Regions from separate parts of the Homo sapiens genome. Here region 2 is linked to region 1. Evidence: read pairs that join two places in POLR2A ChIA-PET (ENCODE). Cell type or tissue: PC-9. All regions are shown on one strand. Each heading gives the region's core, and the rest is flanking DNA. Links, peaks and the distances in the headings are about the cores only. Region 1 overlaps DENND10 (DENN domain containing 10). Region 2 overlaps MCMBP (minichromosome maintenance complex binding protein).

Region 1 (15,580 bases), core at 2-8,001:
CTGGAAACATGTTTGCAAAAAACATTATTGGGTCTTTCATCTTTTTCTTGGTATTACATATTTGTTCAATAAAAATTAAACACCCTCCCTTTTTTTTGAGTGAGGGCAGGGAGTACCTGAAATAAGACAATGTTTACTAAGGCAAATAATTGAAAATTAAATCTGCACTTTATGGAAATGAGGAATATTAACATCTTTTTTCTCATTTTTTTGTATTACTATATTAGCTAATGATCAAAGTTGTTAAAATTATAAATTTATGATGCAGAAATAAAATTGATATATTTTGATATTCAACTACTTTTAGGTGGGTGACGAATTGTCCCCTCTTTCTCTAATACTGCTCATTCCAAAGAAAATGGGGAAAAAATACCTTTTTTCAACTGTGAGGGCGCTAGGGAATTATTAAAAGACCTGTCTGAAAGTTCAAGACGGCCAAGGGCGCGGTGGCTCATGCCTGTAATGCCAGCACTTTGGGAGGCCGAGGTGGGCGGATCACCTGAGATCAGGAGTTTGAGACTAGCCTGGCCAACGTGGTAAAACCCCATCTCTACTAAAAGTACAAAAATTAGCTGGGTGTGGTGGCACATGCCCGTAATCCCAGCTACTTGCTATTTGGGAGGCTGAGGCAGGAGAATTGCTCGAACCAGGGAGGCGGAGGTTGCAGTGAGCCGAGACTGCACCATTGCACTCCAGCCTGGACAAAAGAGCGAGACTTGGTTTCAAAAAAAAAAAAAAAAAAAAGTTCAAGCCGTCCCCCACACACCCTTTCCTCCCGCCCTAGCCCTCCTCCACTCGCCTTCCTGGAGCTGCCTCTGTAACTTCAGTCTCCTGTCCTTGGAAGATGCCTTCACATTTCTGTCATCTGTTAGCGGTTAAACCTCCACCTGCAGCTGTTGCCCATCTTGTTCTCTAACTTTAATTTTGGTTAGTGTCAGCCTATGGTCAAACTGAGCCATTTACTGATTTTGTCCTTTTAGGCTGTTATGAAACTTTCCTCACCAAATTTGGAAATGAACCATCATACTGGCCTTGGGGAAACAAAACCACAGATAAATTCTTTGGTAATGTGGGGTAGGGTGTGTTGGAAGCATTAGTCCAGTACTCAAATGTTGAGGTACCTACTCTGTGCCATGCCTGTGTTGTATTTTGAACTACCCTGATGGGCAGCAGCTCCCGCTCTCGCGGTGCTGCGCACAGTCCGCTTGGGGAATAGGGTCAGCAAACAGGCTGCTGTAGTGTGGCTAGTGCTAGGCGTGATGTGTGAAACAGAGTGGTATTGGAGCACATAGATGGGGACCCAGTTCAGTGCTGTCAATCCTGGAAGGCCTCCCAGAGGGAGTGATCAATGTCAAAGTCAGGCCTGAAGCATTAAGTAGACATCTACTCAGACCAGAGGAAACAGCTGTGTGAAGGCCCTGAGAAGAGACCACAGCCCATGTGAGGACCTGGAGGGTCTACAGGGAGGGGAGGGAGTGGCAGGATACGAGTATGGGAAAGGCTTGCTGTGGTGAGGAAGGTGGGCTTGATCTTGACGCACTGGGAAGCCATTTAAGGCTTTTCAGGCCCGGTGCGGTGCTCAGGCCTGTAATCCCAGCACTTAAAGAGGCCAAGGTGGGTGGATCGCGGGGACAGGAGATGACAGCCTGGCCAACATGGTGAAACCCCATCTCTACTTAAAAAAAGCAAAACAAAAATTAGCTGGACGTGGTGGCTGGTACATGCCTGTAGTCCCAGCTACTCAGGAGGCTGAGGCACAAGAATCACTTGAACCCAGGAGGTGGAGGTTGCAGTGAGCCAAGATCGCGCCACTGCACTCTACACTCCAGCCTGGGTGACAGAGTGAGACTCCGTCTCAAAAGAAAAAAAAACAGTTGTTCAGCAGGTGTGGTTTAGAAGAGCAGGCTGGAACGTGGACCGGAGGGAGTAGGCAGGAGATGGGCCAGGCAGTGCCAGCAGGGGATGCTGTTGGACTGCGCTGGGTGGTAGCAGTGGGCATATGTGGGTTCCAGACTCCATGTACTGGGCCCTGTCTACTGCATAGGCTGGTAAGGTGGGGAGAGGGCGCCTCCAGTGATCCTGTCTGGTGCACCTGGGGAGGTGGTGGTGTCAATTCCTGAGACTGGGAGGGAGAGCTGATCTCAGGTTCGGATGGGTTGAGTTTGAGGTGTCTGGGACATCCAAATGGCAAAGTACAGCCAAGTAAGCAGCTCAGTGACCAGCCTGAGTGCCCAGCAGTGTGGCAGTGCCACATTCAGGTGGGTCACGGATGAGAGAAATCTTAGCAGAACGGGAGGTGGGGTGGAGACAGTGAGGGCGGACAACTCTTTTAAAGTGTCTGGCTACAGCCAGGCGTGGTGACAGGCGCCTGTAGTCCCAGCCACTCAGGAGGCTGAGGCAGGTGGGTCCTCATTGAGCCCAGGAGTTCAAGGCTGCAGTGAGCTGATTGTGCCAGTGCACTCCAACCTGGGTGACAGCAAGATCCTGTCTCTAATGAGGCAGGTGACAAGCAGTTTATTTCTTTTTGAGACACAGTCGTTCTATTGCCTAGGCTGGAGTGCAATGGCATGACGTCAGCTCACTGCAACCTCCGCCACCAGGGTTCAAGTGATTCTCCTGCCTCAGCCTCCTGAGTGGCTTGGACTACAGGTGCGCAACACCACGCCTGGCTGATTTTTATATTTTTAGTAGACACGGGGTTTTACCATGTTGGCCAGGCTGGTCTCGAACTCCTGACCTCAGGTGATCCACTGACCTCAGGCGATCCACTGACCTCAGGCGATCCACTGGCCTCAGCCTCCCAAAGTGCTGGGATTACAGGCGTGAGCCACCGCGCCTGGCCGACAAGTAGTTTACATACTTCTGGGAAGGACCTGGCAGACAGAGGCTACAGAGCACAGCCCTGAGGAAGCAGAGAGAGGCCCAGAGCCTGGAGGACGCTGGCATTACACGGAGGAAGGATGGGTGTGGGTGCGGGTGTGGGGGGCTCCACTGCTGACCTGTTTCCTGGCGGAGGAGGCAGGGTCCTTTGCCAGAGAGGAGAAAGGAGGCACTGGGCGGAGGGCGGCAAAGGTTTTAAGTAGCTGTCTAGAATGGAGGACACTGAGTAAGGAAACAAGATTGCTTTTGGGGTTGGAGGGCGTAAACAGCGCCCCAGGGGTACGTGTTCCGCTTGAGACGGCCTATCCATTTAACACCTGTGTCCTGGGCACGGTGGACTCTGTGTTCTTTCTTCAAATCCTCAACTTGAGACAGGTTTATTAGTTAATTAGTGATTTCACAGTATCCTTTCGCAGGCCGATCCCCACTCCAACCGTTCCCTCAGCAACCCCAGGGGTGTCAGACGGGGCACCCTCCCACTGTCTTCTCCAGCCAGCCTTAAAAACCCCAGAGACGCCAGCCTGGGAACGATCTCAGTATGGAATCTGAAGTCGCCTTGTCAGCACAGACACCTCTGGGGTCCCCAGAAGACCTGTGGCAAAGTTCTCTAAACCGAACCTGGAGAGGGGAAGGTTTTCAAGCAGGAACCACATAAATTCACCTAAAACTCACGCCTACACCCCTCTGTGATAAAAGATTTCTGTTTCTTCTGTTGGAGACTGAATTTTCTCTTCAAGACTACAGTACTGTATCTGAAAAATAGTTAAATTCATAATGTTTCTATTAATAGTTTTTCTTGCCTTAGAAGCCAAGTTAAAAAAATCATTTTCTGAAAGCAACCATTTCACAGTCCATCTTTTTCAATAATGTCTAATCTATAGCAGAAAATGTAACCTATTTTTTTTTTTAATCACCCAAGCAGTAAAGAAACTTCTTAAACTTTTTTTTTTTTTTTTTTTTTGAGACAGAGTCTTGCTCTGTTGCGCAGGCTGGAGTGCAGTGGCACCATCTCAGGTCACTGCAACCTCCACCCTCCAAGTTCAAGTCATTCTCATGCCTCAGCCACCCGAGTAGCTGGGATTGGGATTACAGGCGCGCACCACCATCCTTGGCCCATTATTGTTATTTACTTATCTCTACATTTGTTTATAATTGAAAGTTTCCATTAAAAAGTTTTAAGATGGCTGGGCACAATGGCTCATGCCTGTAATCCCAACACTTAGGGAGGCTGAGGCAGGTAGATCACTTGAGGCCAGGAGTTCAAGACTAGCCCGGCTAACATGGTACAAAAAATACAAAAATTAGCTGGGTGTGGTGGCACACACCTGTAATCCCAGCTACTCCAGTGGCTGAGGCACGAGAATCACTTGAACCTGGGAGGTGGAGGTTACAGTGAGCCGAGATCAGGAGGATTGCTTGAGGTGGGGAGTTTGCAATCAGCCTGGGCAATATAGTGGGACCCTATCTCTACAAAAAATAAAAAATTAGCCAGGTGTGGTAGTACGTTCCTGTAGTCCCAGCTACTTGGGGGGCTGAGGTCAGAGGATCACTTGAGCCTGGGAGTCAAGGCTGCAGTAAGCCATGATCATACCACTGCCCTCCAGCCTGGGCAACAGAGTGAGAAACCCTGTCTCAAACACACAAACAAACAAAAAACAAATGTAGAAGGAATGTAATGAACTCACATGTGCTCACTCAGGAATCACTATTAACAATTTGCAGATCTCATTTCATCAAGCACCTCCCACACCCAGCAGTAGGATTTTTTTCCTTGAGTATTTTAAGGCAATTCTCATGTCATGTCACCTACAAGTTCCAAATGATAAAGACCTTATCATTATTGATATAGTACTTGATATAGTAATGACAGTAGTTACAAAACTACTATGTCATTGTCACACCTAACAAAATTAGTAATAACTCCTTATCTCATCTAAGCACCTCCATGCCCTCCTTGAGCCAACAGGATATTTTGTGTCTTTTTTTTTTTTTTTTTTAAATGAGATGGAGTCTCACTCTGTCACCCAGGCTGGAGTGCAGTGGCGCGACCTCGGCTCACTGCAAGCTCCGCCTCTGGGGTTCACGCCATTCTCCTGCCTCAACCTCCCGAGTAGCTGGGACTACAGGCACCCGCCACCACGTCCAGCTAATGTTTTGAATTTTTTTTTTTTTTTTTTTTTTTGATATGGAGTCTTGCTCTGTCGCCCAGACTGGAGTGCAGTGGCGCGATCTCGGCTCACCGCAAGCTCTGCCTCCAGGGTTCACACCATTCTCCTGCCTCAGCCTCTCGAGTAGCTGGGATTACAGGCGCCTGCCACCATGCCTGGCTAATTTTTTTGTATTTTTAGTAGAGACGGGGTTTCACTGTGTTAGCCAGGATGGTCTCAATCTCCTGACCTCGTGATCCGCCCGCCTCGGCCTCCCAAAGTGCTGGGATTACAGGCATGAGCCACCACGCCCGGCCCCAACAGGATATTTCCAAAGTCCAGCAAGCAAGTCTTGGCATCTGAGGTCACGCGTGAGACTGACTCCCTTTCCTGCCTCCACTCTGGCCTCTGGGAGTTCTGCCCCTTCCAACCTTGCATGACTTACCTGCTGCCCTGCTCCTTGGCCTGGCTGTGCAGGCCCTGCCACCTGGCCCCCAGCATCCTGCCTGTTCCTTGCAGCCTCACGTGCCCATTCAGCCCTTCCCATCCTCCACTGGGGATGAACTCTTCCCTCTCCCTCCTGGGCTCAAGTGATCCTCTCACCACAGCCTTCTGAGTAGCTGGGACTGCAGGTGTGTGCCGCTTCACCCTACTAATTTTTTTTTTTTCGAGACAGGGTCTCACTCTGTGACCCCATTGTAGCCTTGACCTCCCATGCTCAGGTGATCTTCCTACCTCAGCTGCCTGAGTAGCTAGGACTACAGGCACATACCACCATGCCTGGCTAATTATTATTTTTTCTTTTTAAACAATTTTTTTCAGAAGAGAGATGAGGTTCAGACTGGTCTCGAACCCTGAGCTCAAGTGATCCTCCCACCTCGGCCTCCCAAAGTGCTGGGATTACAGGCATGACCCACTGTGCCCAGCCAAATTTTTATTTTTAGCAGAGACGAGGTCTTGCTATGTTGTCCTGGCTGGTCTTGAACGCCGGGGCTCAAGTGATCCTCCCACTTGGGCTTCCCAGAGTGCTGGGATTACAGGCATGAGCCACAGCACCCGACCTAATTTTTAGAACATTTTATGTAGAGACGAGGTCTCACTACATTCCCCAGGCTGGTCTGGAACTCCTGGCCTCAAGCAATCTTCCCACGTTGGTCTCCCAAAGTGTTGGAATTACAGACATGAGCCACCGTGCCTGGCCTGAAATTTTATTCTGAGATGCTGCCTCGCTCCCCAACCCCTCGCCCATAGCATAGTAATAGGCATAACTATCTAAAATAATCTGAAACTTCTACGTTGTGCTGGCAAAGTTGCTTGAATGAATGATCCTACAACCTAAACCTATAAAACGTGGGTTCTGAACAAGATCATTCCATAAATATAAATGCTTTTGAGGACATATATATTTATAGTGACAGAAATGAACATTTGAAATGTTTAGCCAAGAAACTGCTAGTATCAGCCGGGCGTGGTGGCTCACGCCTGTAATACCAGCACTTTGGGAGGCCGAGGCGGGCGGATCACGAGGTCAGGAGATCGAGACCATCCTGGCTAACATGGTGAAACCCCATTTCTACTAAAAAATACAAAAAATTAGCTGGGTGTGGTGGCGGGCGCCTGTAGTCCCAGCTACTCAGGAGGCTGAGGCAGGAGAATGGCATGAACCCGAGAGGTGGAGCTTGCAGTGAGCCGAGATTGCGCCACTGCACTCCAGCCTGGGTGACAGAACGAGACTCCGTCTCAAAAAAAAAAAATTGCTAATATCTGCTAGCATCAGTAATGTCTTTGACATCTGCTAGCAATTTATGGCAGAGCTTTGGAAATTAAAAAAATTGGCTTTCTGACTTAAAAAAAAAAAAATGTCCTTGCTACCTACTAAGCAACAACCCTTTGCAGAGATGCCATTATCTTCAGCTCTCTTTAACAGATAAGAAAACTAAGCAAGTTGACCAAGGTCATGGAGAAGCTGGAATCTGAGTCCAAGCAGCCTGACTCATCATAAATTATATTATAAATTATCTATAGAACTGGGCTGTCCAATAGCCACTAAGCACACAAGAGTACCTAATTTAAAATTTAACTTAATTTACAATTCAGTTCCCTAGTCACACCAGCCTCTCCTGAAGTGCTCAGTAGCACACGTAGCTCATGGCTACCATAATTGGACAGCACCAATCTATTATAGAACATTTCCATCACTGCAGAAAGTTCCACTGGAGAGGGCGTAGTTATAGAACATTTTGGAGTATTTAAAATTTCTCTAAGTAATTTTAAAAGATTTCTTTTTATGCCCCAGAAAAAAAGGCTTATGAAATATTGTTAAGAAAAACAGAACCCAAAACTGCACCAAGAGATTTGAGGGATAGAATTAAATATAAATATCATTACAATTAACCCTTGAATAATGCAGGTTTGAACAATGCAGGTCCACTTATATACTGTTTCCCCCTCAGTCACCCCTGAGACAGCAAGACCAATCCCTCTTCCTCCTCCGCAGCCTACTCAATATGAAGATGACGAGGATGAAGACTTTGATCCTCACTGAAACTGATGACTCACCTTCACTTAATAAACAGTAAATATATTTTTTCTTATGATTTTTTTTTTTTTTTTTTTTGAGACAGAGTCTCACTCTGTCACCCAGGCTGGAGTACAATGTCATGATCTTGGCTCATTGCAACCTCTACCTCCCCAGGTTCAAGCGATTCTCCTGCCTCAGCCTCCCGAGTAGCTGAGATTACAGCTACCGTGGCTAATTTTTGTATTTTTAGTAGAGCTGGAGTTTTGCCACGTTGGCCAAGCTGCTCTTGAATTCCTGATCTCAAGTTATCTGCCCGCCTCAGCGTCCCAAAGTGCTGAGATTACAGGCATGAGCCACCGCGCCTGGCCTGATTTTCTTAATAACGTTCTATTTTCTCTAGTTTATTGTAGGAATACAGTATACAACACATATAAAATATAAAATATGTGTTACTTGACTTTTTATGGTATTGGTAAGCCTTCCGGTCAACAGTAAGCTATTAATGGTTAAGTTTTCAGGGAGTCAAAGGTTATACTTGGATTTTTGACTACTAACCCCCAGGTTGTTCAAAAGCCAATTGTATTTTGTTTTATTATTTTATTTTTTTGAAATAGGGTCTCACTCTCAGCCAGGCTGGAGTGCAGTGGTGCAATCATGGCTCACTGCAGCCTCAATCTCCTGGGCCCAGGTGATCCTCCCACCTCAGTCTCCTGCGCAGCTGGGACAACAGGTGTGCATCATCACACCCAGCTAATTTGTGTATTATTTTTTGTAGAGATGGGGTCTCACTATGTTGCCTAGGCAGGTCTTGAACTCCTGGGCTCAAGCAATCTTCCCACCTTGGCCTCCCAAAGTGCTGGGATTACAGGTGTGAGCCACTGCACCTGGTCTTATTTTATATTTTTATAAACTTTGCAGAGTTTTAAGAAGAATAACTTATTTTATTCTTCTAACTGCAAAATAAAAAACTTTGAGAGAAAAGAGGAATGGGGGCACTTACCTGTCCAATCTGTGGAAATATACTAAAAGAAAATGGCACCATCAGTCCCATTGCCAGGACAGTACAAGACAGTTTCAAAATCCACAATGACCCTGGGTTTTTCCTGAAATACTGGGTCCTGTAAGAGACAAGGCATGGCTCACAAGTGATGTTAAACTATCAGGGCTTATTTTCTGAACAGCTGAATCAGGGCGTGTGTGTGTGTGTGTGTGTGTGTGTGTGTGTGCACGTGTGTGTGTACCTGAACACCTGGATCAGGGCCTGTTCTTTTTTCTTTTTGTTGTACCTGAACAGCTAGATCAAGGCCTGTTTTTTTGTTGTTTTTGTTTGTTTGTTTTGTGTTTTTTTCTTTTGAGAGAATCTTCCTCTGTCGCCCAGGCTGGAGTGTAATGGTGCCATCTTGGTTCACTGCAATCTCCGCCTCCTGGGTTCAAGCAATTCTCCTGCCTCAGCCTCCCGAGTAGCTGGGATTATAGGCGCCCGCCACCACGCCTTGCTAATTTTTGTATTTTCAGTAGAGACGGGGTTCACCATGTTGGCCAGGATGGTCTAGAACTCCTGACCTCAGGTGATCTGCCCACCTTGGCCTCCCAAAGTGCTGGGATTACAGGCGTGAGCCACCGCACCATCCCATCCCTCCTTCTTGGAAATGTGCTCCATGTGTGGTCCTAGCAGGCGATTCCCAGCCTCGCCACACTGGTGGGGGGGATGTGCACCCCAGGCATGCGACCTAACTCAGGCCCACAGAATCCTTCCCCAGGAGTCTGCCCTGAGGGGAAGACATTCCTGCCTCCCCTGGGGTTTGCTGTGTTCCACCTCTGATCAGGAGGCTGTGAGGCTATGAGCTGGGAGTTACTAGCAAGTGGGTCCCGCATCAATATGAAGAAGCCAATCTGGCAGGAGAGAAGGACTCGACACCCACGAGAATGACAGGGAGGCGCGCCCAGCAGGGGAGCTTCTGTTCAAGCTGCCATGGACTGCAATCCTTGCCCGTTCCGGCCCTAAAGCCCCAACGTCTCCCCTCGGGTCTGAGCTCCTGCAGGTTAGGTTTCTCATACTGGTGGCCACAGGAACCCTGATGGATGCCCAGGTCCTCCGCCTCGTAGGCCATTTCTGGCTTCTTAAAAGGGATGGATCTGAATTCGGAGTCGCTGAAGCTCATTTAAAACATACTTGGAATGGGGGTTTAGAGAGGAGGGCTTGAGCAATATTCACAGCACATGAGAGCCAGGGGAACCTGCAAATCATCCAAGCCCCTCATTCTAGAGGTGAGGAAATGGCCGTGGAAGGTCCTTCGACACGCCAAGGACACGGGGTAACTGGAGGCAGAGCCTGGGCTGGATTCCCCATTCGGTGGAATCCGTACACCCGGATTTCCACGCCTGCCACAATCAATCCGCCTGTCTTAGCTGTGATGTGTGTTTATGGGAAGGTTACTGAGCCAACTTCTCCCCACCCTCCACCAGGGTCAGTATCTGACAGGTTTTATAAGGATTTGACTTTCAAATCCCTACCTGGGGATATGACCGTGTCTCTTACCTTTTAAAAAAGTAGGTGAAGACTTCAGGAATCAGAGCTGAGGTCCCAAACAGCACTATTCTGGATGCTAGCGTTTCTCTAACAGCCTAGCAAAAATGAAAAGAAAACAGCTTAGGTTGGGCACGGTGGCTCACGCCTGTAATCCCTGCACTTTGGGAGGCCGAGGCGGGTAGATCGCTTGAGGTCAGTAGTTTGAGACCAGCCTGGCCAACATGGTGAAACCCTGTCTCTACCAAAAAATACAAAAATTAGCCCGGTGTGGTGTTATGCACCTGTAGTACCAGCTACTTAGGAGACTGAGAAATGAGAATCACTTGAACCTGAGAGGCGGATTTTGCAGTGAGCCAAGATCACGCCACTGCACTCCAGATTGGGCGACGGAGTGAAACTCTGTCTCAAAAAAGAAACTTAGTACAGGAGCAAGACGATTTCCAGGGATCCCACAACTCCTGCGAGAGACAGGCAACAGTAACCCACCCTTCTCACTTAGAAAAAGAATGCCCGTGGAGAGAGGCGGAGGGGACGCCTTCCACGTAACTTTCCATGTACAGGTGTGTGGCGGTCGGCTGCACTTTGTGCCAGAAATAGCTGGCACCGTCTGCCAAACCACCCCAAATAAACTATCCACTAAGTACAAGCAAAGGTGGCTTCTAGACAGATCTTCACTGAGAACCAAATGGTTCCTCAGTGGAAATGCTGGATTTGCCACAGAGGTTTGCTCCGTATTTCCCATCCAAGCCAAGTCTCTGCCACTGGCCTCCTGTCCTGACCTGGCTCAGCAGTGACTCTCATACCTGCCATTGGGGAAGCCTCCAAATGCCCAGCTCTGAGGGCACGGGCACAGCATGAGACCCACACAAGGCTGCCTGTCCGTACCCACGTTTCACAGCGAATTAAAAGTGTTATACTATAAAATTGTGTTATGTACAGGTTATAACATTTTTGTAATCTTTTCTATAATGTACATTACTCTATACATTAAACATTTAAACATACAATTTACTGTATGGGTGAGTATGTACAAAACCATGTACCCTCAAGGGCACTTTAAGGGACTTGTAAGGGAAATTTTGACTATAAGACAGCTCACGTTAACTTTTTTACTACTTTCATTTATTTATTTATTTTTAGAGACAGGGTCTCACTCTGTCATCCAGGCTGGAGTACAGTAGCGTGATCACGGCTCACTGCAGTGTTGACCTCCCAGGCTCAAGTGATCCTCCTACCTTAGCCTCCCGAGTAGCCAGGATCACAGGTACACCCTACCAGGCCCGGCTAACTTTTCGATTTTTTGTAGAGATGTGATCTCACTATGTTGCCCAAGCTGGTCCCGACTTCCTGGCCTCACGCAATCCTCCTACCCCAGCCTCCTGAGTAGCTAACATGTTAACTTTAGAACCCACCCCTGGGTAAGACACACACACCACAAACAGCACATCGTGTACCCAAGAGGAGCAGGCACACCTGCGCCCGTCCTTCCCTGAACTCTGTTCCTTCCACTTCCAGCTTCCCATGATTGGCTTTGACCTACCTTCCCAGGCTCCTCCTACCACCCGGCCCCTGCTCTCTGCTTGCACCTCTGCCCTGCTGTGGGTGACAGTCACGCTTGCATGGTTCCCTCTGCAGGGAATGCCTTTCCCCCCCACAAAAGAGAGGAAGCCGAGGAGGGCTGTTTTTAAAATAAGGTCTTAAGGGCCGGGCACGGTGGCTCATGCTTATAATCCCAACACTTTGGGAGGCCAAGGTGGGCAGATCACCTGAGGTCAGGAGTTCAAGACCAGCCTGGCCAACATAGTGAAACCCTGTCTCTACTAAAAATACAAAAATTAGCCGGGCGTGGTGGTGGGCGCCTGTAATCCCAGCTACTCGGGAGACTGAGGCAGGAGAATCACTTGAACCTGGGAGGCAGAGGTTGCAGTGAGCCAAGATCACACCATTGCACTCCAGCCTAGGCAACAGAGCGAGACTCAGTCTCTAAAATAAAAGAAAATAAAATAAAAGTCTCAGGGATATAAAGTAAAATTGCTTGACTTCCGGAAGGGAAAAATGGCTGTTAGTGTGCTGTGTGTCCACATCAGTGGGGCGAGGCCCGCCTCTCTCCCTTAGTCCCATGTGTGGGGAGGACACTCCAAGTGAGACGCCGTCATTAGGAGGCGCTGTGTGCAAAGCAGTGGCTTATGGGGCCAGTCGGGGGAAACAACAGCCACGCGTCACCTGAAATTGGACCAACCGTGCCCTGTTACCATCAGATATTGCTGGTTACGCAGTTTCTGAAATTTTAGCCGAAGAAAATAACCTTCCAGGGACAGGGAAGTGATAGAAGAATGCTTATGCACAGTTGCAGACACTTTATTCTTCAGAGAAAAAAAAGACCTTTTTTTTTTTAAAGTAGACCAGTAAAGCTTTTCTTTGACCCTAACATGCCCCTCATGCCAAAAATGAAGTTTCTTCTGGTGAGATGGACTCCAGACAGCCAGTCAGGCCTGAGGCTACCTTTCCGCTGGAGGCTGGGGCTGCTGGGGAGACGGGGCTCTCACTGATCAGGGTGTGGGTCTCCAGAGCCTAGCACCAAGCCTGGCAGGCAGGAGGTGCTGGGAACAACTTGCTCATTGGATATTTGCTCTAAGCTGGGTGCAGTGCCTCACACCTCCCAGCGCTCTGGGAGGCCAAGGCAGGAGGATCACTTGATGCCAGGAGTTTGAGACCAGCCTGGGCAACATAGCGAGACCCCATCTCTACAAACTTTTTTTTTTTAACATTAGCCATGTATGGCGGTGCACACTACTCAGAAGGCTGAGGCAGGAGGGTCGCTTGAGCCCAGGAAGTTGAGGCTGCAGTGAGCCATGTTCGTACCATTGCCCTCCAGCTTTGGCAACAGAGGGAGACTCTGTCTCTATAAATAAATGAATAAATAAATAAACGAACTTAAAAAAATGTGCTCTCACTCTCCTCTCCAGCTTTATGAATAGGTCAGAGCAATACTAACACCTTAAGTTCACATGGAGTTGTGGAGAAATACAAACACACATATGCATAAAGATGTGCAAGTGAATGTCGGAGCAGCCTGATTCATAATAACCCAAGCCTGGACACAACCCAAACGTCCACCGCCGGCAGAATAGATAAGCAAAATGCGGCACATCCAGGAACGGAATACTACTCAGCAATGAAAAGTAACAAATGAGCAACATGTGGTACAAGACGGATGAATCTCAAACGTGAAAGAAGCAAGACACAAAAAACTACAGTGTGATTCACTTATGTATAATTTCTGGAAAAGGCAAAAACTAAGAAGACAGAAAAGCAAGTCAGTGGCCAGGCATGGGGGCTCACGCCTGTAATCCCAGCACTTTGGGAGGCCGAGGCGGGTGGGTCATGAGGTCAGGAGATCGAGACCATCCTGGCTAACATGGTGAAACCCCGTCTCTACTAAAAATACAAAAAATTAGTTGGGCGCAGTGGCGCATACCTATAGTCCCAGCTACTTGGGAGGCTGAGGCAGGAGAATCGCTTGAACCTGGGAGGCAGAGGTTGCAGTGAGCCAAGATCGCACCATTGCACTCCAGCCTGGGCGACAGAGTGAGACTCTGACTCAAAACAAACAAACAAAAAAAAAGAAGCAGATCAGTGCCTCCCTAGGGCTGGGGGTGGGGGTGGGGGTGGGCATTTGGGACATTTTTAGGATGATGAAAATGTTCTACAACTGGACTGTGGTGATGGTCACACAACTGTTTCATTTATTTATTATTATTATTTTTTGAGACAGAGTCTTTCTCTGTCACCCAGGCTGGAGTGCAGTGGCGCAATCTCAGCTCACTGCAACCTCTGCCTCCTGGGTTCAAGTGATTCTCCTGCCTCAACCTCCTGAGTAGCTGGGACTACAGGCATGAGCCACCATGCCCGGCTAATTTTGGTATTTTTAGTAGAGACAGGGTTTCACCATGTTGGCCAGGCTGGTCTCAAACTCCTGACCTCAGGTGATCTACCTGCCTCAGACCCCTCAGAGTGCTGGGATTACAGGCGTGAGCCACCGCGCCTGGCCTATGTTTTATTTTTTGAGACAAGGGTCTCTTTCTGTCACCTAGGCTGGAGTACAGTGGTGTGATAATAGCTCGCTGCAGCCTCAACCTCCTAGGCTCAGTTGATCCTCTCACCTCAGCCTCCTAAGCAGCTGGGACTACAGATGCACCCCGCCATGCCTAGCTAATTTTTTAAAAATTTTTTTGTAGAGATAGGGTTTTGCTATGCTGCCCAGGCTGGTCTCGCACTCATGGACTCAAGCGATCTACCTCCCAAAGTGTTGGGATTACAGGCATGAGTGAGCCACCATGCCTGGCTGCACAACTGTTTTAAACTGACTAAAATTCATCAAACTATCCTCTTACAAATGGGTAAATTTTACAGTATGTAAATTATACCTCAATAAAGCTGTTTGAAAAAATGTCTCTTTCGGGCGTTTTTTTTTTTCCCCAGGGGAAAGCGCAAATGCAGTCCCAGGTGGTTTTTGTTTGTTTGTTATTTTTGAGATGGGGTCTTGTTCTGTCGCCCAGGCTGGAGTGCAATGGCACGACTTCGGCTCACTGCAACCTCCACCTCTCAGGTTCAGGCAATTCTCCTGCCTCAGCCTCCCGAGTAGCTGGGATTACAGGCACCCGCCACCATGCCCAGCTAATTTTTGCCTTTTTAGTAGACACAGGGTTTCACCATGTTGGCCAGGCTGGTCTCGAACTCCTGACCGACTGCAAGTGATCCAACTTACGGGTGGTTTGTTAGGCCCAGAACCTTCATTTCAAACTAGTGACCTATTTTCTTACTGGCAGCAATTTCTCTGTTACTTATAATTATTTTATCTCTGTCATAATTCATTTAGGTAAGGAGCTATGCTACTAGATGGTCTAGTGGAAATACCATTAGCATGTATCTGATAGTTTATAATTCAGCTTTGTCAGTCAGTGATAGGATTTAAAGTAATATGTTTGGTGAGCTGAATAATGACGTATTTACCGATGGAATGAACAACCATCTTTTCTGAGCTTCCCTGCCACCAACATGCTGGTCAGTAGAAGGACATACCCTGGCTGGCTAAGGGAGTCCTCTGGATCCCACACTGCCAGAAGCCCGGTTAGTCCCTTCACTTCATATCAGGGCTGTTCCACTCTGCTTGATATGTCATTTGCAAACAACTAAAGTCTTCAGCTAAAGTCATTTCACAGGGACCAAAAAAGATCTCACCTGCTAAAAACATATTATTTTAAAAGTCCACACCCAAAATGAAAAGACCATAGACTATACCAGGTTCTCACGGCTGAATGCACTCAGTAGTCACTGTGTTGAACTGAACAAAAGAATACTTTGGCCAGGCCCAGTGGCTCACCCCTGCAATCCCAGCACTTTGGGAGGCCAAGGTGGGCAGATCACTTGAGCTCAGGAGTTTGAGACACGACTGGGCAACATGGCGAAACCCCATGTCTATAAAAAGCACAAGCATGAGCC
Region 2 (17,326 bases), core at 4,370-12,369, 710 kb after region 1:
GGAAGACCTGAGTCAGGACACACACTCCAGTTCCTCTCAAGTGTCTTAGGTAAAAAAATAACTACGTGAGCAAAGCACAATTCAGTCGACAGTAGGTAAAGCTTAACATATCCGTCAGTAAGTGATGCTAATCTTAAAAATAAGGCAGTTTGCATCCTCCTTTTTTTTTTTTTTGAGACCAAGTTTTGCTCTTTTTGCCTAGCCTGGAGTGCAATGGTGCCATCTCAGCTCACCGCAACCTCTGCCTCCAGTTCTCCTGCCTCAGCCTCCCGAGTAGCTGGGATTACAGGCACACGCCACCACACCTGGCTAATTTTGTATTTTTAGTAGAGCCAGGGTTTCACTATATTGGCCAGGCTAGTCTCGAACTCCTGACCTCAGGTGATCCACCCACCTTGGCCTCCTAAAGTGCTAAGATTACAGGCGTGAGCCACTGCACCCAGCCTTGTATACTCTTTTGTCCTCATTTCAGTGAAGAGAATTAATGTAAGAGAAAAATGGGGCAACGAGAGAGAGATTACTGAAAACACTTATTGTGAGGAATGAAGACCTGACTCTCAATTCCACTATGAGCACGTTACAGGCAGCTCTGGACACACTGAGGCTAACAGTCGATAGTTGACTAGGCTGTAACACTTACACTTACAGGTTTTGCTCTCCTCTTTGTTAAGGCAGGCAGGCAATAATGGGTTGATGTGTTGCAACTTCTGGGCTAAGATCACATGAATTCTCGGCACTAATGAAGCAGGAGGACTGTGTACTCTCTGCTCCTCTGCTGTGTCTGTGCACTCCATCGGATCCAGCAGTGCAGAGGCATCCCTGTGGAGAGGTGATAAAGTTTCAATTTAGAGAGACATCAATTGCACAGATGCAAAAATAATGTGCATCTTGGAAAACAAAATTAGAGTTAAAGCCAAGAATATTTCCACCTGTACATCTCCTTAAAGAACAGAAAGTGGCCTCTCATTCTAAAGTGTTACATCACACAGACTTCAGGCTTGTTAAGACATATCATGAAATAATGCATTTATTCAATTTTTCAAGAACGGTATTTTTATTTTTATTTTTTTTTTGGATGGAGTCTCACTGTGTTGCCCAGGCTGGAGTGCAGTGATGCGATCTTGGCTCATTGCAACCTCTGCCTCCTGGGTTCAAGCGATTCTCATGCCTCAGCCTCCTGAGTAGCTGAGATTACAGGTGCACACCACCATGCCTGGCTAATTTTTGTATTTTTAGTAGAGACAGGGTTTCACTATGTTGGCCAGGCTGGTCTCGAACTCCTGACCTCAAGTGATCTGCCTGCCTTGGCCTCTCAAAGTGCTGGGATTACAGGCGTGAGCCACCATGCCTGGCCAGAAACAATAATATTTGTTATTCAGCACTTCAATAAATGGAATGTAGGATGTCACTCATAAGGCTATTTCAAAACACAGGTACTCCTTGAACTATTGGCCGGGACATCGAATACTTGACAGCAGATCTCAAAAACTGGGGTCTTTTTCTCAAAAGCCATCTGGTATCTATTATTCAGCGTGTGGAGAATCCATTCATCTCTTATCTTGCTAATTGTTTTTCCTAAATTTAATTCTTACATGATCCCTCGAAGACTGAGTAGACAAGCAATGAAAGTATGAATTTTTCAGACTTGCTAAATAAATCTGCAGATGATAGATTTGTGAGACGACCAAAACAAATAGCTAATCTTTTAGATCTTGACTTTATAGAATCTATAGACACTGAAGTAATAAATTCATACTCCTGTATTTTTTAATACAAGCATAATAACCTTTTCCATAGTACGTACCATGTGACAGACAACGTTCAATGCCTTACACGTACAAATTCACCAAAACCTCACATCTACCCTTATTTACAATGAGGAAACCAAGCCCAAGGTGACATAGCTAGTAAGTGGCCAAGTCAGGACTCCAACCCAGGCTGCCTGCCTGTCTGTGCTCTTAACCTCTGTGATGGTTAATACTTTGTCAATCTGACTGGATTGAAGGATGAAAATTATTGTTCCTGGATGTGTCTGTGAGGGTGTTGCCAAAGGAGATTAACATTTGAGTCAGCGGGCTGGGAGAGGCAGACCCACCCTCAGTCTGGGTGGGCAGCATCTAATCAGCTGCCAGCATAAAGGCAGGCATGTAAAGAGCAGACTGGCTGAGTCTTCCGCCTCCACCTTTCTCTCATGCTGGATGCTTCCTGCCCTCAAACATCAGACTCCAAGTTCTTCAGCTTTTGGACTCTTGGACCTACACCAGTGGTTCACCAGGAGCTCTTAGGCCTTCAGCCACGGACTGAAGCCTACACTGGTGGCTTCCCTACTTTTGAGATTTTGGGACTCAGGCTGGCTTCCTTGCTCCCCAGCCTATTGTGGGATTTTACCTTGTGATCATGTGAGTCATTCTCCTAATAAACTCCCCTTCATATATTCATCTATCCTATCAGTTCTGACCCTTTAGAGACCCCTAATACAACCTCTAAACTAAACTACATCAATAGTGAAGTAACTAAAGCAGGAAAGTCATCACAATCAGAAATTGCCAAGATGAACAATCTCATATACTATTATTAAGGGACGGTTAAGCTTATTTAAAGTTGTTTAAAATTTTTGTTTTGTACCATTTTTTTTTAACTGTGAAAAATGTTAAGTTCATCCTACACAGAAACTAAGATGATTAATGTCCGGTATTCAACAAGAGGACTCTGGTGTAGATGAGGGACATCAGCCCTTGCTTTTGGCAATCTCAAAACAAAACAAAAATGAATGAGGAAGGTCTAGATTTCCAAGATATGTTGTTAATAAAAAAAATTAAAAAGTGTAAGAGTATATATACCATGTTACCTTTTATAGAAGAAAAAGGTAGAAATAAAATGTATACGTATCTTCATATTTTTGTAAAAAAATAAATACAGGAAGGATAAACCAGAAACTGTGGTTCCCTAAGGAGGCTGGGTGGGAACAGACAGCAGGAATGGGGATAGCCGAGAATGACACCTCTGAGAATCTTTCTAAGTAAAATAAATAATGAAATCACACTGAAGGGGAAGAAAAGTTACCTGAGTAAGTGGAACATAGCTCTGACTACACAGCTGCATTCTAAAATAAAAATGAACTGGAAATGTATTGAACTCTAATTACTAGGTTTCTGTTTTGTAGTGGTATGGGTTACCAATTCTGAAATTCCCTTCTGTATATGGTAGAAATGGGGAAACAACAGATTGTGAATAATGGGAATCAAATTTGTTAGAAAAAGAAGTCATAAATATAGAAAGGAGAACAACTAGAACATGTGACTCCTGCTGTGCTGAACTGGAATCAGAAATATGAACCCATGGTTTTTCACAGACATTAGAAATACACAAAACATGCATGTGAGTGTGTATGTGTGCATTTAAATGTGGGTGCGTATATATGTATCCATATGCTGCATGTATCCTAGCTCTGTCTACTTTAAGGGCCTAGATGCAAATCTAATCCAGTACCAACGAGCACATCTAGGACTCAGATCTTCAAAGCATACGATGAAGCTGCAACAGCTTAATATGCCAGAAAATAAATGTTAAAAAATGATAACATCATCTCAAAAAAAGGACCCGGCACCTGCTTAAAGTGGCTCCCACTAGCCAAATCTGGGAAAATTTGGGTCTCGAAATAAAATAATGATATTAACATTGAATAAAATCAGAATCTATTAGTCTATACTAAATATAAGTAAATACATTACTTGAATAAACAAATGGAAGAGGTATCTTTTATAGTAGAATGCCAATAAATAAATGTACTGCGTTAGAAAATTGCCAACAAAGTAATAACTGATTCAAGCAAGAATCATCAATGAATGCTAAAATAAATTGGTGAAAGTTTAATGAGAAACTGGATATTTATGTCCCCAAGTACCTTCCTCCAAGTTACTTGTCAATTACAAAGTGAGAAATGTAACTTTACAGAAGAGACATCTGGAAGTCACCACCTTAACCAACTAATGAAAATTAACCTCACCAGTAAAGGGACAAACTGACATCGCATGCCTCCTGCTGTAACATACTGAGGATACATCAATTCTGTAATATTCCTGCCAAAAATGCAAAACATTGAGTCTAACCATGAGGAAACAAGTAACTGGTAACTGGCTTACACTCTTCAAAAGCATCAAGGCTGTCTGCTCTCTACCACGTGAGAAGACAGCCATCTGTAAACCAGGAAGCGGGCCCTCACTAGAAACCAGATCTGCTGGGAACTTGATTTTGGACTTCCCAGCCTCCAGAACTACTGGAAGACATATATTTCTGTTGTTTAAGGAAAAAAAAAAAGTGGCAAGACCATGAAAGACAAAGGCTGAGGACTGTTTCAGATTGAACTCTAGTTATTTAGGTTTATGTTTTGTAAAGGTATGAGTTAACAATTCTGAAATTCCCTTCTCTATGTTGTAAAAATGTGCAAATGATAAGATTGTGAAAAATGGGAATCAAGTTTAAGAGAGTTACACTAATACAGAAAGGAGAACAAGCAGAACGACACCTGTGGTGCTGAACTGGAATCAGAAATACAGTATGAACTCAGTAGAAATAGAGAATGAGCGAGCTTCTGAACCCTGGACTGGGGGATGCAGAAGGGAGACGTGTAAGAAAGAACATGATTAAGACAATTAGTGAAATTAAGTATAGATTGTGGATTAGTGTATTGTATATTTGTGGCAAATTTCCTAGTTTTGATACCTGTACTCTAATTATATATGAGAAAGTCAGTACTCTTAGGAAATGTTGACAAGCAGTTAGGGGTAAAAGGGCTTGATTTCTGCAACATACTTTCAAGTGTTTCAGAAAAATGTGTGCATAGAGAGCACAAATGAATGACAAAACACATGGGGTGCAAGTGTTTACAACTGGTACATCTGGGAGAAAGGGAAAAGGGAGTTCTTTAAAACCATCCTGTAACTCTCCTGAAAACTTGAAATTATATAAAAATAAAGGAGACCAAAAAAAGAGCACACAGACTCACCTTTCATCATTATTCAGTATACTCAGCACAGGATCCACAGACAGTATGCCATATAGCTCAAGAATGTCATTTACTTTGAAACAATCCCAATCTTCATAAACCTAACAAGAGACCACATGAAATCACACTGTTAGAACAGACACAAAGCTTAAGATATTAGTCTTGAAGTACCAATATCTTGGAATTTTAGATCAGGAAACAGACCTTAAAGCAAGTCCTTTATTTTATAAATTTTTATAAATTGAGACCAAGAGTCATTCTGCTAGTTAGCAAATAAGTGAAAAACCAAAACACAGGATGCCTAACTTCCAGACTAATGTCTGTTTTCAATATACCACAGTACTACAAAAAAAAAAGGCTTTTCCTAAAATTAAAAAAAGCCTTTTCCCAAAGGCTGACAGTTAAAACTAGAACTGTGCACTATCTCAAAACCTATTAAACCACACCAAGAAAAGGAAAAAACAAAAACAAGATGATTAACTTTGCATTTATTCATAAACTGCAACATCGGATTAACACAAAACTTGGAATGGCCAGAAGATTTTTCACAATTTAAAAAAAAAAAAAAACCTTTCAAAATTGTCTGTCATGATGGACTTAGTAATAGTCAAGGCCATTTACTGATTAGACCTGGTAGAAGCAAGGCAGGGGAAAAAATGGTAATTTTGGTCCCTGTGCCATATGACTTAAGTGTCATTTCAGTTAAAACCACTGAGAATCTGGGTGCAGTGGCTCACCCCTGGAATCCCAGAACTTTGGGAGGCTGAGGTGGGTGGGTCACTTGAGGTCAGGAGTTCGAGACCAGCCTGGCCAACATAGTGAAACCCCATCTCTACAAAAAATATAAAGAACGAGCTGGGTGTGGTGGTGCATGCCTGTAATCTCAGCTACTCAGGAGGCTGAGGCACGAGAATTGCCTGAACCCAGGAGGTAGAAGTTGCAGTGAGCCGAGATCGTGCCACTGCACACCAGCCTGGACAAGAGAGTGAGACTGCCTCAAAAAAACAAACAAAAAAACCCCCCAAAAACAAAAAAACCCAAAATGCACAAAGAATAAGGATAGAAATCCTTAACAATCATTTCTGAACCTTCTATCACTTGCTCATTTATCAGGATCAAAACACTAGAATAAGTAAGATGGAAGAACAAACTATTAAAAGTTTTCTTCCTTCTGTTTTATTTTAAATATAAGTGAAAAATAGGTTTTGCTGAGAGAAGGAAGAAGACAAAAATGAAGAAGATATTATGTTAGAAATGATACAGGAAGGGAACAGACATAATTTAAAAGTTGTTCTGCTTCTGCATTTGAGATGTTCTTCGATTCTTTTAACTTGTTAGCTTACATGCAAAAGGAATGTGCAGGTGTGATTAAATTAATAACCTTGAAATGGGGGGGATTATCCTCGATTAACTGGCTGGGCCCCATGTAATCACACGGATTCTTAAAATTGGGGAAACTTTCTTGGTTGTGGTCAGATGAGATGTCAACATGAAAAAAATGGTCAGACAAATGCAATGTTGCTGGCTATGAATATGGAAGAAGGAGCCACAAGGCCAAGGAAATTCTCCCTTAGGGGCTCCGAGAAAGGAATGTAGCCCTGCTGGCACCTCGAGTTTACCCCAGTGAGACCATGTTGGATTTCTGACCTAAAGCCTGTAAGATGATAAACTTTTGCTGCTTTAGGCTATTAAATTTGCAGTGATTTGCTATAGCTAGCCCAGCACAAGGGAACAAATGCAAATGCTCAGACACTAAGCTACTTTCTGAGACACATAACATTTCAGTGTTGGATCTACGAAAGGTTTTATTACCTTCACAAGGCATGCAGGGCCCTTCTCTCCTGGCAATGGAAAATTCAAATCAAAAGGAGAAGACAAGTTCAGAGAGTTCAGCTGTTGCCCAGTAGAAGCTTCAGTTTCTAAACGTTTTGGCTCTCCACACCATTGAAGACCACCAACACTCCCTAAATTCAAAGGATAGCATTGCACTTAGTCATTTCTAAGGCCTCCTGGAGAAAAAGAACATTCCATAAGTGCCTTTCAAGTTTGATATACGTGATGCTTCTGAGCTTGCAAAGTTCAAGTTGTTACAGTTTTTAAGGAAACAGCACATACTAACAAAGTCTTTTGTTTGATCTGTAAGAGGACAAAGATAAACATGAAGATCTAAAAATTTTACTTTTTTTTCCCTTACTGTAAGATATCAACAAATTCCTCCCATCAAATCTCATGTATAACCAGTTTCAAAAGTTGATTTGCAATATGGTTACTTTGACATCTTTGATTTAAGGAATACATGGTCTACCGACAGCAAAACTCCTTGGTAGAACATACTTTTTCTATTAATTAAGCAGAATAAAACCATACAGCAATAAATTAATTTACCAAATACTTATTAATATCCAGTATGTACCAGGAATCAAACCAGTTGTTGGGGATATACAGGTCATTAAAAGAATAACCCCAACTCCTGAAGTAGTTACACTTTAGGGCTGATAACATGAGAATCAAATTATAGCCTGCCATACCACGAAACACCACTCAGCAATAAAACGGACAAACTACTGATACATGCAACAATTGGGATGGATCTCAAGGGAATTGTGCTGAAGAAAAGACAATCCCCAAAGTTTATGTAATATACAATTCCATTCTTAAAATGACAAAATTATAAGAGATGGAGAAGAGACCAGTGGTTGCTAGGGTCTAGAGACTTCTGGGGACGGAGGAGGCAGGAGAGTGGTAGTTAGGAGCATAAAAGGGCAACATGAGAGATCTGGGTAATGAAATATTCCCGATTTTAACTGTGGTGGTGGTCACATGAATCTACCTATGCGATAAAACTGCAAAGAACAGGCCAGGTGCAGTGGCTCAAGCCTGTAATCCCAGCACTTTGGGAGGCTGAGGCAGGTGGATCACGAGGTCAGGAGATTGAGACCATCCTGGCTAACACGGTGAAACCCCGTCTCTACTAAAAATACAAAAAATTAGCCAGGCGTGGTGATGGGGGCCTGTAGTCCCAGCTACTCGGGAGGCTGAGGCAGGAGAATGGCGTGAACCCAGGAGGCGGAGCTTGCAGTGAGCAGAGATTGCACCACTGCACTCCAGTCTGGGTGACAGAGCAAGACTCCGTCTAAAAAAAAAAAAAAAAAGGAAAAAAAATGATTGTATCAATATCCACTTCCTGGTTATGACATTCTACTATAATTACGTAAGGTATTACCACTGGGGGAAGTAGAGGCTAAAAGGTATACAAGATCTGTTTTTTTTTTTTTTTTTTGAGACAGAGTCTCACCCTGTCACCCAGGCTGGAGCATGGTGGCGATCAGCGCTCACTGCAACCTTCGCCTCCCGGGTTCAAGCAATTCTCCTGCCTCAGTCTCCCAAGTAGCTGGGATTACAGGCGTGCACCACCATGCCCAGCTAATTTTTGTATTTTTAGTAGAGATGGGGTTTCACCATGTTTGCCAGACTGGAACTCCTGACCTCAAGTGATGTGCCTGCCTCGGCCTCCTGAAGGGCTGGGATTATAGGTGTGAGCCACCGCAACCAGCCTCTCTGTATTATTTCTTACAACTGCATGTAAGTCTATACTGTGTCAAAATAAAAAGTTTAAAAATATGTATAGCCTAAAACATTGACTAAACACCAACAAGTGTTACTTTATATAAATAAAGTACTCAAATGCATAAAAAGCCTGCATTAAGACATTCAAACAAGAATGGTAAGAAATAAAAAGTAGCATCAACTGCTTAAGTGATAAGAGAATTAACATATTTCCTGGACTTAAATACACACTCGAATATATTACAATATATAAGTTACTATGATATTTATTTGAGATGGAGTCTCTCTGTCACTCTGGCTGGAGTGCAATGGCATGATCTCAGCTCACTGCAACCTCCGCCCCTCTGGGTTCAAGTGATTCTACTGCCTTAGCCTCCCAAACAGCTGGGATTACAGGCGCCTGCCACCATGCCTGGCTAATTTTTGTATTTTTAGTAGAGATGGGGTTTCGCCATGCTGTCCAGGCTAGATGATAGACCATTAATTTTAATATATTCTGGGGATCGGTGGAGAAAAAGAATACTACGACATTTATATGTATTTATAGTAAAACATTCCAATTTTAAACACATTAAAATATATCTTAGCATTAAGAAAATCTGGAAATATCAATTTATAAAGTAGAGTAATATAAGGGTAAATAAAATTCATTAGTAAATCCCTGTTTACCACTGACTGTTAAATTTGCCTTGGCCAGGCACAGTGGCTCATGCCTGTAATCCCAGAACTTTGGGAGGCCGAGGCAAGTGGATCATCTGATGTCGGGAGCTCAAGACCAGCCTGACCAACATGGAGAAACCCCGTCTCTACTAAAAATACAAAATTAGCCAGGCGTGGTGGCGCATGCCTGTAATTCCAGCTACTCAGGAGGCTGAGGCAGGAGAATTGCTTGAACCCAAGAGGTGGAGCTTGCAGTGAGCCAAGATCGTGCCACTGCAATCCAGCCACTGCAACAAGAGCGAAACTCTGTCTCAAAAAAAAAAAAAAAAAAAAAAAAAAAAGCCTTCTCTACCCAATCTTGCAGATAGTAAATGACCAGACTGATTTGTTTTGCCTCCTTGTCCTTTAATTTTTCCTTCTGATTAAAGGTGCTGAAGGGAAGTGGATAGCACATACTCGAATATATTACAAACTCGAATATATTACAAATATAAAGACAAACTTATATACCCACCATAACAAAGAAATCCACTGCTTATAAAAGCTAAGACTGGTTGGGCGTGGTGGCTCGCGCCTGTTATGCCAATGGCTTTGGGAGGCTGATATAGAAGGATCACCTGAGCCCAGGAGTTTGAGACCAGCCTGGGCAACATAGTGAGATCCCATCTCTACACAAAATTTAAAAAGTTAGCTGCATGTGGTGGCATGCGCCTATAGCCTTAGCTACTAGGCAGGTTGAAGTGACAGGGGATCACTTGAGCCCAGGAGGTCAAGGCTACAATAAGCCATGATTATGCCACTGCACTCTAGCCTGGGTGATGGGAGTGAAACCCTGTCTCAAAACACAAACAAACAAGAAAATTAAAAAGAAAATGAGAAAGCATGTTTTCAGATAAAAATAACTCATTTTTAGGGTAAAGTACCAGGCTTCTGTATTAAAAATAAATATGAAGATAGAAAAGACCTTTCCAGATAGTCACTTGAGACTCCAAACACATACATCAGAGCAGCCACTTGTCACAAAGTGATGCCTAATTGCTCATTTGCGAAGCACAGTCTCATCAGAGTACTGTAAAAACTCTCAACATGTCTGTAACTCTGATAAATTGCCAGCTCCTAAATATAGAGCTATATTATGTAACAATTCACTCTGAAAACCAATCTACTGTAAGAGAGCAAAGTCTAGAGAAAACCTGTTGGCACACACTACCTGCTTGTCTGGCACCTGCATGTTGGTCTTTCTGCTTATTGGGCTGTAGGTCCATATCGTCATCATCTTCATAACTCCTCTTGTGGCGACTAGGAGTGTAGGATGTTGAGGGACTGACTCGAGCTTGGTTTGCATTAACATAGGCGTTAAACGAAAAGTTAAGAAAAGACTATCATAAACTGAGGAATATCCTAAAGTTTTGCTAATTATATGACTTATAAAAAATTACTAGTTTGGCAATTCAGTTAAAATAGAATGCATTTTCATAAAAGGAGGCTAGACTTCCAGTTCTGGTCATGAGAATAACAGGTATCAACCTTATGCTGCTATCCTTGCTGTAAACAACAATGTAACTGGACAAAATATGTGAAGCAACTGTTTTCAGTCACTGGACAACAGGGAGCATAAGGTTATGATCCTTGAATGAGGAGAAACACAGCAGGTAAACTCCAAATTCTCCCAGCTCTCTCCTGGAGACGTTCTCCAAACTGCAACAAAGAGCAGTAGAGGCCCTCTCTTACTGGGTGGAGAAGACAGAGCACATGGTTCAGGGCTAGTGAAGCAACTGGAATTTGCAGAGAAGTACTAGAAAGGAAGTAGTTACGGATAAAAGACCCTGAAGGTTCCATTTGGATCTCTGACAAAACACTAAATTGTGGATATACAAGTCAAGACTCCCTGAGGACTAGCAGAGAACAGCTGCTAGTTGGCAGAGAGTTAAATGGAGACTCTGGAAGTAGTATAATACTATAATGGACCCTACTAGTCATCCTAGGCATTTGGGTAAGACCCAGAAATAGCAGACCTCATGAATAAGGATGATCTACTGTTCAACAAGGGCTGTTCTACACCACCCCTAACAAATCCCAGGTGGATGCAGTGGCTAACATCTGTAAATCCAACACTTTGGGAGGCTCAGGTGGGAGGACCACTCAGCCCAGGAAGTTGAGAGTAGCCTGGGCAACACAGTGAGAACTCATCTCTTTTTTCCTTTTCTTTTTTTTTTTTTTTGAGACAGTCTCGTTCTGTTGCCTAGGTTGGAGTGCAGTGGTACAATTTCAGCTCACTGCAGCCTCAGCCTTCTGGGTTCAGGTGATCCTCCCGTCTCAAGCCATGGGAGTAGCTGGAACCACAGGTGCCCACCACCAAGCCCGGCTAGTTTTTGTATTTTTTGTAGAGACAGAGTATTGCCATGTTGGCCAGGTTGGTCTCAAACTCCTGGCCTCAAGTGATCCTCCTGCCTCTGCCTCCCAAAGTGCTGGGATTATAGGCATGAGCCACTGTGCCTGGTCTGTTTTTTTAAAATAAATTATTAAAATAAAAAATAAAAATTCTATATCCAATGAAAATGTTCTTCAAAAATTAAGGTGAGGCCGGGTGTGGTGACTCACATCTGGAATCCTAGTGCTTTGGGAGGCTGAGGCGGGTAGATCACTTGAGCTCAGGAGTTCGAGACCAGCCTGGGCAACAAAGGGAGAGACCCTGTCTCAAAAATAAATAAATAAATAAATAAATAAATAAATAAATAAAACAAAATGAAGGTGGAATAAAAGACATTTTCAATTGAACAGAAACTGACAGAATTCGTCACCAACAGATCTGTATTTAAAAAAAAAATAATTGCTGGCCGGGCATAGTGGCTTATGCCTGTAATCCCAGCACTTTGGGAGGCTAAGGTGGGTGGATCACCTGAGGTCAGGAGATTAAGACCATCCTGGCCAACATGGTGAAACCCCGTCTCGACTAAAAACACAAAAAAACTGGCGTGGTGGCACACACCTGTAGTCCCAGCTACTCTGGAGGCTGAGGCAGGAGAATCACTTGAACCCGGGAAGCGGAGGTTGCAGTGAGCCGAAATTGCACCACTGCACTCCAGCCTGGTGACAGAGCAGGACTCTGCCTCAAAAAAAAAAAAAAAAAAAATAAAATAAAATCATAATCATAATAATATCGCTAAAGGAAATGATGCCAAATATAAAAAAAGATGAATTCTTCTTGCTTCTTAATTTATATAAAAGACAAACGACTGTTAAAAACAAAAATAGTATGTTGTGAGCTGTATAATCTAAGGATGAGTGAAATCTATGACAAAAATAGCACGAAGAATGAGACTACACAGAAGCAGATTGTTGCAAGGGCGAAGGATCAAAGAAGAAATCACAAGGGAAATTAGAAAATATTTTGAATTAAATGACAGTAAAAACCTAACAAATGAAAACTTGTGGGATGCAACCAAAGCAGTGACTGGGGAGAAATTTATAGCTTTAGTTGCTAACATTAGAAAATAAGAAAAATTTGAAATCAATAATCTGAGCATCTACTTTAAAAAGCTAGAAAAAGGGCCAGGCGCGGTGGCTCACGCCTGTAATCCCGGCACTTTGGGAGGTTGAGGCAGGTGGATCACGAGGTCAGGAGTTCAAGACCAGCCTGGCCAACATGGTAAAACCCCGTCTCTATCAAAAATACAAAACAATTAGCCGGGCATGGTGGCAGGCACCTGCAATCCCAGCTACTTGGGAGGCTGAGGCAGAGAACTGCTTGAACCTGGCAGGCTGAGGTTGCAGTGAGCCGAGATTGTGCCACTGCACTCCAGCTTGGGTGACAGAGCCAGCAAGACCCCGTCTAAAAAAAAAAGGCTAGAAAAAGACCAATTAAAACCAAACCAAAAAGAACAAAATAAAGCAGAAATGGATGAAGCAGAAAACAGAAAATTGAAGTGAAAAATAGACTAACATTATTGGGAATGAAAGAGATCAATGCTAGATATCCCACAGACATTAAAAAGAAAATACTCTGACAAGTTTTATGTCAATAAATTCAACAACTGGGTTTAAATGACTTCAAAACAGTCCTTGAAAGATACAATTTATCACAACTGACTCAAAATATCTGTTAAAAAACTGAATTAGTCACTCCTGTAATCCCAGCACTTTGAGAGGCCGAGGCAGGCAGATCACGAAGTCAAGAGATCGAGACCATCCTGGCCAGCATGGTGAAACCCCGTCTCTACTAAAAATACAAAAACTGGCGGGCATGGTGGCGTGTGCCTGTAGTCCCAGCTACTCGGGAGGCTGAGGCAGGAGAATCACTTGAACCCAGGAGATGGAGGTTGCAGTGAGCCAAGATCACGCTACTGCACTTCAGACTAGCAGCAGAGCAAGACTCCATCTCAAGAAAACAAAAACAAACAAACAAAAAACAAACAAAAAGAACTGAATTGGTAGTTTAAAATGTTCTCACAAAGAAAATGCCCAGCTTAAAACCGTAAATAACCTAAATGCTCAATTGGAGACTGTATAAACAAATAATACTTAGCAAAAGAAAACAAGAAAGAAATGAAGAACTACTGATACACACATGACTCAAATGCATGATGTTAAACACAAGATGTCAGACACAAAGACTATATATTATATGAGTCCATTTAGATGTCATTCAACAGACAAGACCAAGCCATAGTCAAGAATTCAGGATTGTGCTTGCAGGGGAGGAGGTAGTGACTAGAAAAAGGCAGAAAGGAATTTTTAGGCACAAGTTCTTTACTTTGGGGTATAAATTATATAGGTGTATGTGTTTATCCAAATCACTGTGCATTACCTTAAAATCTGTGCATTTCAGTGTAGGTGGGCCATGCCTTAAAAAATTACTATCGTAAATAAAAAGGAAATGTTTCTACAATCCCCTCTCAAAAGAGCCAACACGTTGTCTTCCCTTAATTAGAATGAATTCCAATTTGAAACTATTTTTTTACTTTAATTATCATATTTTTTCAGTACCTTTAAATGTGCCTTAGGCGGAGCATGCACTCTGGTAGGCTGAGGTGAGAGGATCACTTGAGCCCAGGAGTTCAAGACCAGCTTGGGCAACAAAGTGAACCCTGTTCCTACAAGAAATCAAAAAATTCGCCAGGGATGGTGGCACACGCTTGTGGTCCCAGCTACTTGGGAGGCTGAGGCAAGAGGACTGCTTGAGCCCAGGAGGTTGAAGCAGCAATGAGCCATGTTTGTGCCACTGCACTCCAGCCTGGGTGACAGTGAGTCCCTATCTCAAAAAAAAAAAAAAAAAAAAAAAATTACTTCAATCATTTTAACAGTATTTCACTATAGGAATGTACTGTTATTTTAGCATTACTCAGTGACAAATACTTAGCCCGTTTTATGGGTTTTCTCAATTAGAACAAATGAAACACACTTTATTAAAATAAAGCCAAGCTTTGCAAAGGAAGAATAATTAAAGGCTAAGTTTTTAGAAACCATCAACACAGTAAGAAAGTTCAGATAAAGGATATTTCTTTTACCCACGTAGATTCCCCAGGCACCGGAACACAATAGAAAGTCTGTCTTTCCAAAGTGGTATTTCGTGGAGAGTTTAAATCAAGTTCTTGTTGAGGCTGTGATATACATAAAAAGTGTTTTTAAAAATTTACTTTAAAAAACCCAAAATTTATTTTAAAATTAGCAACCACATTTTCACATTATAACACCACAGCAAATATTTTACAGATTAATTAACAAGTAACTAATTCCAAACTATTACTTTTTAAAAGAAAATGGATATAAAATCACTTCAAATACTGTCATCAAACACTTCCTCCCTCAAATCCAGAAAAATGGGACCTCTGGAGTGACTTATAATCTGGGTCTAGTTCTCTGCTTTGTGGATCTAGAACCTTACTTTTATGATGTTATCTAGGCCTTTTTATATTCTTAGAGTCTAACTCTTGGCTTATCCAAACCTTAGGAAACTGATTTATCAAACCCCAATATCAGTCCGTTAATTCACAACAGAAGTTGTTGCTCATTAAATATTCTAGTTCAGTAGGCAGATCTGGACAGAAAAATTGCCCTAATTTGGAAGGTTACTGCAAAGATTATATTAAACAAAAATGTAACTTCTGACAATTATTTAGAGTAATGAACTCATTTGAAAGATAGATTTGTGTAACCTTACACATGATGAACTTCAGGTCTGTTTTTCTTTTAGAGTGTTTCCATAAAATAAACACTGTGCCAAGCCTAATGGATCAACTGTATTAATGATTACAGTATCCCTTGTTTAAGGAGTCCTAACACATTAGGCTAATATATTACATTACTGTATACCATAAAAAGCTGTGTATTAATGTAACTCGGTAATCCCAGCATCTGGAAATGGGTCAATAAAATAGATGAGGCTGTCCATGTGTGACACTACCAAAGGCTAACAGAGAGTTGGTACACATGTTGCTCAAGAGTCATAAATAAAAGACTCATTCTAGGAGAAAGGTACCTTAGGCCTAGAAAGAAAGGCAAACAAAAAAATCCTTGCTTGTATGTATTAGGCTCAAATTTGATGTCTCCTGGGTCCTTTCCACTTCTTAGAGTTTTCTAAGTATATCTGAAAGAGAACATGCCTTTCCTAGGGAATAATATATGACTTTTGAATCTCATCTCCGAGCTACCTAGGAATGAATATTTCATTAAATTTCTGTATTATAGGCTGATTCTGACAGCTTTCTATGAAAGAAACAGTGAGATTACCATTGGCTTTGTCTTTGAAGGAATTAAAAAGGATTTAATTTTGCAACCTAGGGTTCTTTGTTTTACATATATTATATACAGATATTGGAGAGAGGAATTAATTTTGGCATTAACAGTATTTCCCCTTCAAAAGATCTTTAGAGGATTAAAAAAAAGTCACATCAAACTCCTAAATAAAACCAAATAAGGAAAACATTTCACATGATTTCTTGTAACTTATACACAAGATAAATAAATTTAAGATTAGCTAAACAAATTCTCTGTTTAGGAAAAAATTCTTACTAAAAATGTTTCATATATATTAAAGATACATACCCCACACTCTGCTACATCTCTATATTTTCCAAAATGAAGAACCTATGACCCCAAACATAGAAAAACAGAATTATATCAATATATCTGAACCAAAACTACCACCAACAGTAAAAGGACAAAATTAATACCACAAATTCATGAAAACAGCAATACTTACATGTGCTTTTGTGTTTTGGTTAACCGTTTCATAAACTCCCATGTAAAACTCAGGGTCAAACATATCCTGAATCATGCAACGAAATTTCACAAAACTATTAGGTTTCAAATAATGAAGGGGAACTTCGTTCAGTGATGGTACCTTAAAGGAAAATAATCAAGTCAGTCAACTAAATATCCTGTCTATACAACATTAAGCATATATACACAAACTTTATATCCAGACTCAAACTGTTACACACACACACACACACACACACACACACCCATGCCACATCAGAGAGCCAAATGATCTCAATGGTCAATATAATTGCTGGAACCCAAGTTCTCTTCCATTTCTTTCAAGTTTTAGATAACATTTGACCACAATGTAAAAGAATGCTAAAAAATGCTTTTCATTCAGAACACTTTTCAATGATCAAAAAGGCATTTACTTTGTTGAGCTCTTCTCTTAAAACTAGCACATGCCAATTCTTTTAAAATGAAGGTAATAAAACAAAGGTAACTGACACTCTTGCAACTAAAGATTTGTCTCAGGAAGTAACAGTCAGTTACTGCCACCTAGAGGCATAATGTATAAGTATTTACATGCTTAAACTTAATTAGCAAAAGACCAAAATCTTTTAATACAAATGTACTTGAAGCAGAAGTACATTAATTTACATATTTTTAAATTACATGTGGGTTACTTAGTTACTCTACTAAGAGAAACTGTATAGTCTGTCCAACCCTCTCCCTCGAAAATAGCAATAAGCTTACCCACTTAGGAGCATTATTTTCCTTCAGCTTTTCCTTAAAATACTCAATTACTTTCTTCTCCCAGTCAGGATTAACTCCATTTTGGGCTGAAAGAGAAATATACTTTTCAAAGCTAATGTACATGCAATATATAAT

The links. Peaks named below come from ENCODE experiments on the same cell type or tissue, not always from the same donor. Only the 100,000 strongest peaks of a DNase experiment are listed, where the experiment ranks them.
Region 2: POLR2A ChIA-PET joins it to region 1 with 13 read pairs; 3 of 35 experiments call an interaction of 5 or more read pairs at or near these places.

What each region holds. Positions count from the first base shown.
Region 1 is chr10:119,137,688-119,153,267 of GRCh38, forward strand. It overlaps DENND10 (DENN domain containing 10), which reads left to right. Exons shown (of 9, transcript NM_207009.4): 9 at 1-297. SFXN4 (sideroflexin 4) reads right to left here. Exons shown (of 14, transcript NM_213649.2): 12 at 10,088-10,173; 13 at 8,549-8,666; 14 at 3,080-3,632. The coding sequence ends at 3,555. Among named protein-coding and RNA genes, the nearest start is that of SFXN4, 20 kb to the right of the region's middle. RefSeq lists an enhancer at 4,760-5,261. In PC-9, for the core only: a CTCF peak has its summit at 1,942 (motif pointing right); no DNase peak of the experiment used is centred there.
Region 2 is chr10:119,842,608-119,859,933 of GRCh38, forward strand. MCMBP (minichromosome maintenance complex binding protein) reads right to left here. Exons shown (of 16, transcript NM_001256378.2): 2 at 17,192-17,277; 3 at 16,434-16,574; 4 at 16,277-16,318; 5 at 14,731-14,832; 6 at 10,443-10,587; 7 at 6,818-6,969; 8 at 5,006-5,106; 9 at 647-819. Among named protein-coding and RNA genes, the nearest start is that of MCMBP, 22 kb to the right of the region's middle. RefSeq lists enhancers at 7,890-8,389, 15,185-15,354. In PC-9, for the core only: no CTCF peak of the experiment used is centred there; a DNase peak (open chromatin) is centred at 8,204; H3K27ac peaks cover 412 bases.